Regions from separate parts of the Mus musculus genome. Here region 2 is linked to region 1. The links are chromatin loops, found by intact Hi-C in ENCODE. Cell type or tissue: gastrocnemius. All regions are shown on one strand. Each heading gives the region's core, and the rest is flanking DNA. Links, peaks and the distances in the headings are about the cores only. Region 1 holds the start of Tmem158 (transmembrane protein 158). Region 2 holds the start of Zdhhc3 (zinc finger, DHHC domain containing 3).

Evidence for each region. Hi-C counts contacts between places; a loop is a spot of excess contacts. Peaks named below come from ENCODE experiments on the same cell type or tissue, not always from the same donor. Only the 100,000 strongest peaks of a DNase experiment are listed, where the experiment ranks them.
Region 2: it touches region 1 in a loop (2.7-fold over the local background); 1 of 42 quality-filtered maps calls a loop at or near these places.

What each region holds. Positions count from the first base shown.
Region 1 is chr9:123,257,945-123,262,329 of GRCm38, forward strand. Tmem158 (transmembrane protein 158) reads right to left here and starts at 2,845. Exons shown (of 1, transcript NM_001002267.2): 1 at 1,113-2,845. The coding sequence starts at 2,601. The coding sequence ends at 1,741. In gastrocnemius, for the core only: a CTCF peak has its summit at 1,927 (motif pointing right); DNase peaks (open chromatin) are centred at 988, 1,939, 2,298 and 2,887; H3K4me3 peaks cover 1,910 bases; H3K27ac peaks cover 1,332 bases.
Region 2 is chr9:123,110,585-123,114,969 of GRCm38, forward strand. It overlaps Zdhhc3 (zinc finger, DHHC domain containing 3), which reads right to left and starts at 2,610. Exons shown (of 7, transcript NM_001372538.1): 1 at 2,412-2,610. Exosc7 (exosome component 7) reads left to right here and starts at 2,647. Exons shown (of 8, transcript NM_001081188.1): 1 at 2,647-2,738. The coding sequence starts at 2,682. In gastrocnemius, for the core only: no CTCF peak of the experiment used is centred there; DNase peaks (open chromatin) are centred at 2,646 and 3,525; H3K4me3 peaks cover 2,596 bases; H3K27ac peaks cover 1,800 bases.

The DNA.
Region 1 (4,385 bases), core at 228-4,227:
GTTTTACCTTTCTGGATTCCCACTTCTGTGGCCTTAAGTGAGTCCATCTCCAGTTTGATGCTGATGCTGCGGGCCCGTATTTTGAGAACTATGGCTCTAGAGCAAGTTTAATGTTTCAAAAGCAGGTATGAATGAGATGGAGCAAAGGAATACATCTTTATTTTATTTTGACAGGGTCTCATTATGTAATCCAGGGCAGCCTTCAACTGCGGTCAGATTCCCTAGTACTGGAATTACAGTACTTAAATGCCTTAAATTTACTTTTGTGTTAAGCTGAGAAAGATCTTTGCTCTGCAGATAACTCAAAGAATCTGAATCTACCACGTAGCAGACAGGTTCTACCACAGAAACACAGAGTTACAGCTATTGGTTACCTTTTACCAAGAACTTGTTAATGCTAAATAAACATCTCAGAATTTGATACTAGCATTTGAAACATGCCACCTGCTTAACTTACCAAACAGAATGTAATCTATGTCTTACAATCAGCCATTTTCAGGTCTGGGAAGATGGCTCAGTAAAAGTGCCCGGTACTTAAGCAGGAGGACCTGAGTTCAGATCTCCAACATGCATGTGAAAAGCCAATCTTAGTGGTGTATGCTTATAATCTCGGTACTGGGGAGACAGGGACAGGAGGACGCTGGCCAGCCAGTCTAGCTGAATCTACCTGCTTGGTGTTTAGAGACAGACCAAGATAAAAACTAAGGTGGAGAGTAACTGGAGAAGGCACTTGACTCTGACTCCCCCACACAAATGCATTCAGGAGTGAGTGGGCACACACAAGAACATGTATATATACTGTATATTCACCACACCTACCGAGGTGGTTCTGTGAAAGACACTTGGCTCACAGAACTATTTATTGATTTTCCTGGGGCACCATGTGAAAACAAACTATGCCAAGCGCTGTGAACCTGTGCTCTGTAGAAAGGACGTACGTGTCTGGGGCCCAGTGAACTGATTAGCAATCCCCATCGGAACCATTCTGAAAGCGATTTCACCTGTCTCAGCCAGGAAGACAGATGGCGCCCCTCTTTTCAGGAATTTCTTCATGATTCATTTGCGTCTTGGATCCCTCTCCCAAAAGCAAATAAAGGAAACATACACATTTCTGGAGGAAAATGTCTGTATTAAAAGCCAGAAAACCACATTAATACAAGAAGAAACGCCCACCAGGCCATGTCACTGAATAGATCGACTTGGAAAAGATTCATAAAGTTCTTTTGTAAGCAATTACAATAAATCCGTGTCAAATCTTCCCTCGTCCCCCCCTTTAAAAAAACAAACAAGAAGCTTCAAATACAACTACATTCAGATACAAAGAGCTCCTGTTACCACAGCTTTAGCAGTTGAATCTTTTTGTTTTGTATTTTTTTTTACTAAAACTTTCATTTAAAACAGTTATTAAATATATAAAACAAATACACAGGATCTGGTCACTTTCTGCCATAAATAAAGGGCATGTGGGCGCAGGGAGGGGGTGCCGCAGGGGAAAGAGCCGGTTTCCCTTGTGTCCTCGAGCCACGCGTGGATCCCACCCTTCAGCCCGAGAGCTTGCCCCTGCTCTTCCGAACCAGAACCTCAGCACAAACCCCACTTTCCCACCTCATTTGTGCCTCTCTGCGGTCCCCTCCCGGGAAAAGGATGAACAATAAGGACAGCACGAAGCGCACCTGCCCCGTCTCCGGTGAGGAAGGCGCGTGCGAGCGCTTACACAGCGCGGACGCGGGGCGGAGGGGGTCACTTAGGAGCCACCCCCGAGGTGACAGCCGCGGCAGCAGCAGCAGCAGCTGCAGCAGCGGCGGCGGCAGCGGCGGTAGTCCCCGCGGGTACGGCTGCAGGAGCGGCCGCGGGGGCGCCGGCGGTGGTCCGGCGCTGCTCCATGCCGTTGGGCAGGAAGCCGGCAATGATGGGCACCGGCCAGATGAGGGCGGCCACGCTCCACACCACGATGACCAGGGTCATGAAGCAGGCCACCAGCGTAGACTCGATGGGCTTGCGGTTCAGCCGCCAGCCCGGCTCGCCCTGCAGCTCCTCCAGGCTGAAGTCCAGGCAGCAGAAGTGACGAGGCTCGCCCTGCAGCCACAGCGGCCCCGGCTCGGCCGCCGGGTAGGCAGGCAGCGCGGTGGGAGCCCCGGCGGGAGCCCGCAGGCGGCCGCGCACCCAGCCGCAGCCCACGCACAGGCGCAGGTCTTGCTGCGCGCCGCCCGCCGCCAGCCCCAGATGCTCGATGAGCAGTGGTGGCCCGACGCGGTGGAAGGCGGCGGCGAAGAAGGCGCGGCCGTGCGCGTTGGTAGAGAAGAGCAGCAGGTCGCACTGCAAGCCCCGCGGGCGGCCCCAGCGCACGAGCAGCGAGCTCAGCATCTGTCGTTGCACGCTGATGTTGCAGGGCGCCGCCGGAGCCTCCTCTGGGCCCGCGCGCTCTGGGGGCGCCGATGCCGCCGATGCCAGCAGACGCGGGGTGGAGTGTTCGTTGGTGAAGGACGCATTGGCCGAGGCGTTTGGGGGCGTCCCTGCAAGGCCGGGCGCATCCGTGGCCCCGCCGTGCGCCGGCGGCAGCTGGCAGGCGGCGGCCAGTAGCGCGGCGAGAAGGGGCAGCATGGCCTGTGGCGAGCGCCTACGCGCGCGGGGCAGGCGGCGGCTGCATGGCGCGCAGGCGACCGTCCGGTGAGGGAACCGCGGGGCCTGGAAGGCCGAGGCGGAACTCTGCCAGTGTATTGGGACGACACCGGCTCACGGGCCGCGATGGCCTCTTCAGACTCCGCTCGTCGAGGTTCCGCTGCCCCCAGAGCTGGGGCCCTTGGACGGCCAGGAGGCTCTGCTGGCTCGCGGCGAAACGAGAGAGGATTCCCCTGCTCGGCTCCGCCTTCCGCGCGCCCCGCCCCCGGCTCACCGGGTGCGGGGAATTGGGAGGGCGGGGCTCCACTCGCAGGGGCGGGAACTGAAGACCTGAGCGACAGGGCGGTGCGTGGAGGCGGAGCGAGGGGACCCCCGAGGGCGGGAAGCCCAGAGCGAGTCCCGGAGCCCAGACAGTCCCTCTGTCACGCCCCCAGGAGAGCTAATCAGTACCTCCTTTCTGCTTAGGAGAAACTAAGAAGGGAGAAAGTCTCCGGGCTACCTCAGGAGCCAGAGACAGGACTCTTGTACCTTTCTGCTGAGTTCAGAAATTCAGATCTGGAGTCTGGCTGGTTTTAATGTGTCTTCACCACAATAGATACATATGGGTTTTTTTGTTGTTGTTGTTGTTTTGTTTTTTGTTTTGTTTTTGTTTCGTTGTTTTGTTTTACAGGAAGAGAACTCATAAAAAAATCCTCAAAATTCTGAAGTTTTGGTGTTGGTTGGGGCAATGGGAATGCAAATCCCACAGGTCGGATGCTTGAGGACACCTGCAGTCTAGTGTGCACATAGACACAAAAAATTTGTATGTTAGAGTCCATGAATATCAGTCTTCCGGGATGTATATTGTGGAGAGGTGGAGTTGTCAAGAGTAATTTAATAGGATACAATTTATATTAAGAAGCCTACCTGAGTCCTGAGCTTGATGGTACAAGTCTGTAATCCCAAGTGAGAATCCAGAGTCCAAGTTCCTTGGAGAGGCCAGCCTGGGCTACCTGAAAACCTGTCTCAAATAAACAAAATCCAGTACTAAGGTGGTGAGGAGAATTATGAGTTTGAGGACAGCCTGGGCTACACAGAAAGATGCTTTCTGTAAAGAACAAAAAACGTTCTTGGGAAGAAGAGGCAGCTCAGTTGGAAGGGTGCTTTCCTAGTGTCCTAGCAAGCCCAGGGTTCAATCCCCATCACAAAAAGGAGCAAACTGCACTTCCCTTGTTTTCTGGCCTCACACTTGGAAACTAATGTCAACTGACCCCTAAAATGGCTTGAAACAGTTGTGCTCTGTAAATCTAAGAGTGACCCTCCCTCTAAGCCAGCTAAGCTTTCCCAAGGGCCTGTGAAGGACAGGATGACAGCCATTGCTGGGTACAAAGTGCTAAATATATTTCTCTAAATAGTTCTCTCTCTCTCTTTCATTCTTTCTCCTGCTCTTTCTTTTGAGTCAAGGTTTCACTTCGTAGCTTTAGCTGTCCTGGAACTTATTATGTAGACCAGACCGGCCTCAAACTCTCAGAGATCCACTTGCCCCTGCTTCTTGAGTTCTGGGACTAAAGCCATGTACCACTAAACCCATCTTCTAAGTTGTTTTCTAACAAATAGTAACATTGGAATGAGGGAGAGACACAGGTAGACAGAGAGAAAGTGGGGAGAGAGAGAAGGGAGAGAGAGAGCCTTATAAACAGAATTCCCCAAAGTACCAAGTCTTCTCTGTTGGTCTTGGTTCCCTGAGTGACAGCCGGGCGGCTGGCACCCACCCTGCATGGGACTGT
Region 2 (4,385 bases), core at 286-4,285, 150 kb before region 1:
CTGTGGCCTAGGGATATAACTCCATGACAGAATATTTTCCCAGGACTCATGAGCCTCCAGCACCAGCATCAAAAATTGATGGAATGAAACTGAGCAGTATTTTACAGGATAGTTACCAGCCTCATAACAAACATGGGTGTTCTGCATTAGGTCCCCTGGTAGATGACATGGAGTTTGTGAGAGGCTACAGAAAGTGACATTTGGGAGCCACAAAGCCTCCACTCAAATCCTGCCTCTGCTACATATTAGTTATGTGCTCTGTGACTTTGCTCAGACACTTATGCTATTTGTGCCTGTTTCCTAAACTGTAAAATTGCCCTCATAAGGCTATTCTGAGAATTGAATCTTTGTAAAGTTCTTGGCATACAACAAGCATCACACAGTGTCATAGAAAGTTAATAGAGCCTGGGTTTTATAAAAGACACAACAACAAAACAGCATGAAACAAACAAAAACCCCAAGAGAAATGAAAAAGCAAACTGGTATAACACAATATAATGTGCCATCCTTGGGTATTTCATTTTTCTGGTTCTAATATGTTCTTTGAATAGCTTCAATAAATAAGAACTATGAGTTATGAGGTTTAAGGACATCTAATGCATTCAATGAATATGATGAAAATGCTCTAGCATCACATAGGAAAAATAACTAGTGATGACAGCAGTGTTCCAGCAGAGAATATAAACTCCACTGTTTATGTTTCTTGAAGTCTTCTGAACCTAATACCAGATATTACTCATAAAATCAGTCACCAAATAGATAACACTGACCCTTCTTCAGAAAGAACCTGTTGTCTGCTGTCGGGGGTAGGATATGCCCGTGTGGTGCTGGGGAGGGAACCTAGGGCCTTTGCACATGCTACTGTTCTGCCACTAACACACTTTTAAAGATATGCCCAAAGACTTTTTCCCAGGAAAATGGCTCATAGTAGTTAAACTCAAGTCAAACTTTCTTCCAGTATCTTTTCTGACTTTTCAATCTTCACCCTACCCCACCCCCACCCCACTATATATTCAAATGGTCTCTCTTTCCAGTCATCTCTAGCACGAGATACCCTACTAGCAGGAGTCCCTTGCTATTTCACCAGTTCCTCACACAGAATCTAGTTGTTCAACCAGAGATGGTGTCTAGGTGCTATATCAAGTGTGGCATCTGTTCCTCCAAAAAAGGAAGAAAGCCGTCTGGCTCCACCTTTTCCAGTTACCCTAGAGGGCAAAGTCCAACCCTACAGGAAGCCGTCTCAGGAGCACCTGTAGTAAGTATTATGTATGGACGCAGGAAATTCATATCCAGTCTATCAAGAAGAGGCTATCATTTGAGGGCTCAGCAGCTAACAGTTCAGTACCTAGGAATATAGCCAGGCACTTCCTGTTACTGTTGAAATCTCAGCGTAGTCAGTAATCCACTATGACAACTCTAATCACCATGCTCTGTGGCTATGCTCACAAGAGCCTTCCCTTCTACCCTGGAGGACTCTGGTTAGTGTTCTGTTTACTTACTTAGTTAGCACAAGAGAAAAAAAGCCTTTTTTCGACGAGTGGGGGCAGTGTCTTTGAGACAGGATCTCACTATGTGGCTCAGGCTGTCCTTGAACTCACAGTGTAGAACAGGCTGACCTCGAATTCAGAGATCCGCCTAGCTCTGTCTCCCAAACGCTGGGATTAAAGGCAAAGGGTGGCCAGCACCTTTTATTTCTTGATGATTAAGCTGAAGGGTTACTTTTGTTTAAAATAGAACACCAGGTAAGTCTCTACCAAGTCTCCCCTCATTTTCTCAGAGAGACCCTTTAAAACTTAGTTCATATCCCCTCTCTTCCTTAAAGGGCCCCTCACTATGACCCCAGCTTCACCTTGCAGGCATCCTTTCTGGATAACCTAGGTCCCATATCCTCCCAGGGTCGGTTTTCTTTCATGAAGTTATCCATCTTCCCCGGAGATCCCTTCCATCCAGGCATCCCGAAGTGCAAGACACTCTCCCTACTCTCTTTGGGACAATACTCCAGCAACCGCACGGGGCAAGGGTAACTTGCAAAGCTCTGGGCCATTATCTGATGATGGGCAGTAGGGGAGGAAAGGATGAGGGAAGACAGGACAGAGATCGATCCCTGGAATGGAAGGAGGGGTGAGAAAATTGAGAAGCTGGCGCCCCATTCCTGGTGCAGACCCTTCCCGACCAGTGACCTAATGAGGGATCCATGGTCTCTTTCCTTCAGCCATCCTAGGGACCAACTAGGAGGGGGTTGAGGAGATGGTCCCTCATGGGCAGCACGACTTCCGCCTTCCTGAAGTGTCTCACGTGCGCGCGCTCGGCTACTTCGACTCCGGCCCGAGCGCTCGGGTTGCGCGCTTCCCATCCAGTCCCGGCTGGGGCCCCGCGCCTCCCTCCTTCTGGGGCTTCCCCACTGCACTGACCGTCAATCTGGAGGCAGCTAGCAGTCCCGCGCCGCCTGCTGCTGCCCCGGGGCCCAGCCGCCAGCGTCCGCGATGGCACGGGCACCCGGCGCCACGGCTTGCCGGACTCGGCCTCACACGGGGCGGTGCGAAGGAGAAGCCCATGGAGCTCCAGGCGGTGGCGGCAGCCGCGGCTGCGGGAGCGGCCACCGCGCGGGCTGATGACGCGCAGGCGCGGTGGGGAGAGGCGCGAGCTGATGACACGCCAGCGCGCGCGGTGAGCTGAGCAGCATGGCGTCGGTGGCGCTAAGCGAGGCCGAGAAGGTCTACATCGTTCATGGAGTGCAGGTAGCGGTGGCGGCCGCGAGTGCAGGCCATATTGCGCAGGGAGGAGGTGCGGGGCGGCCACGTGGTCAGGACGGACGCCCGAGGCTTAGTGCTGCAGCGAGTGTGCGTCCTGTATGCCTAGATGTCCACAGCTCTCGGGATGGAGGAGATTCCTAGCTCATCAGGGAGCGGCGGGCGGGCAGTTCCCGAGGCTGCAGTTTAATGAAGGAATGTCCTTGTGGCCTCTGCACGACCTGAGAGTGCAGTGCCCGAGATCCTGTAATCAGAATAGCGGCACGTGAATGGACTCTGGTGACTTTGCACACAGAGGCCGTGTATCCGAGGGGGAAAAGGACTTTAAAATTCTGACAGCAAACACCACACGCCACACACCCCCTAAAAACAGGAAAGAAGGAAATGCATCGGTAATAGAGTGCGTGCTTAGCATGCTCCAGACCTTGGTGGCTGGCACCTGTAATCCCAGCAGCTGGGAAGTGGAGACAAGAGAATCAGGAGTTTAAGGCCAGACTGAGCTATAAAGACCCAATCTTAAGAGAAATCACGCTGACATATACACACACATGTCTTACAAATAGAGAAAAATAGGGAGTGTTTTTCTTTCTGGCGGTGCTGGAGGTTGAACCTCTTGGCCTTGTGCATGCTAGGCAGGCATTCTATCATGGAACCGCATTCTCAACCCTTTTGTTTTTTTGCTTTTTTTTTTTGAGGAGGAGAGCTTTATATCCAAGGCTGGTGTGTAACTCCTATCAGTCCTGCCTTGGCAGAAGGCATGCCTTTTCACCACCCGCTGAGAAGAATTTTTCAAAGCAGACTGGTAGTCTATGGTGTAATTGTTGATTTACCTGTTTTACTTGTGGGGCGCTTAGATCTTTGGGTAGCTACAATGACTACCGCGATCTGGGCTCAGTCCTGCTTTTGAACGTTCAAGAGAAGTGAAGAATGTTTCCTGGCAACCATAATCTAGTATTCTACAAGCCTTGTCCCTACAGTTGATCTTGTGATGTAGTCATCATAGTAAGGTGACCTGTTACCATTTAAACTACATAATGCAAGTGAAAGCATGTTCTTTTCTAAATCATATGACATACTGTTATTTTCTACTTCATATAGAGTAAGGAATGCCAAAATTCAGTCATTAGGTTTCATATTAAACTTGAGTAATAAAAATCCAAACCCACAACTCATTAGCTTTTTAGTTCAAGATCAGGTTTAGTAATAGTGGGGTATATGCACAGTGGGTTGTATGGGAATGTTAAAGTAGTCAATCCTAGGGGTGGGGCTTCCCTTTTAGTTTTTAATTTTTTTTTTTTTGCCAGAAGTGTGACTCTGTCATTCCATATCCCTAGTCTTCATGGTGACATATTAAGTGCTGATGAGTTTTTAATTTTTTTTTTTTTTTGCCAGAAGTGTGACTCTGTCATTCCATATCCCTAGTCTTCATGGTGACACATTAAGTGCTGATGAGTTTTTAATTTTTTTTTGTTTTTTTTGCCAGAAGTGTGACTCTGTCATTCCATATCCCTAGTCTTCATGGTGACACATTAAGTGCTGATGAGATTTAAATTCTACAGGTTCAGGAAATCTTAAATGACCTGAAGAAAAAGTGGGTTCATTGCAAAAATTGGAAATCTTCCATCCAGAGCTTTA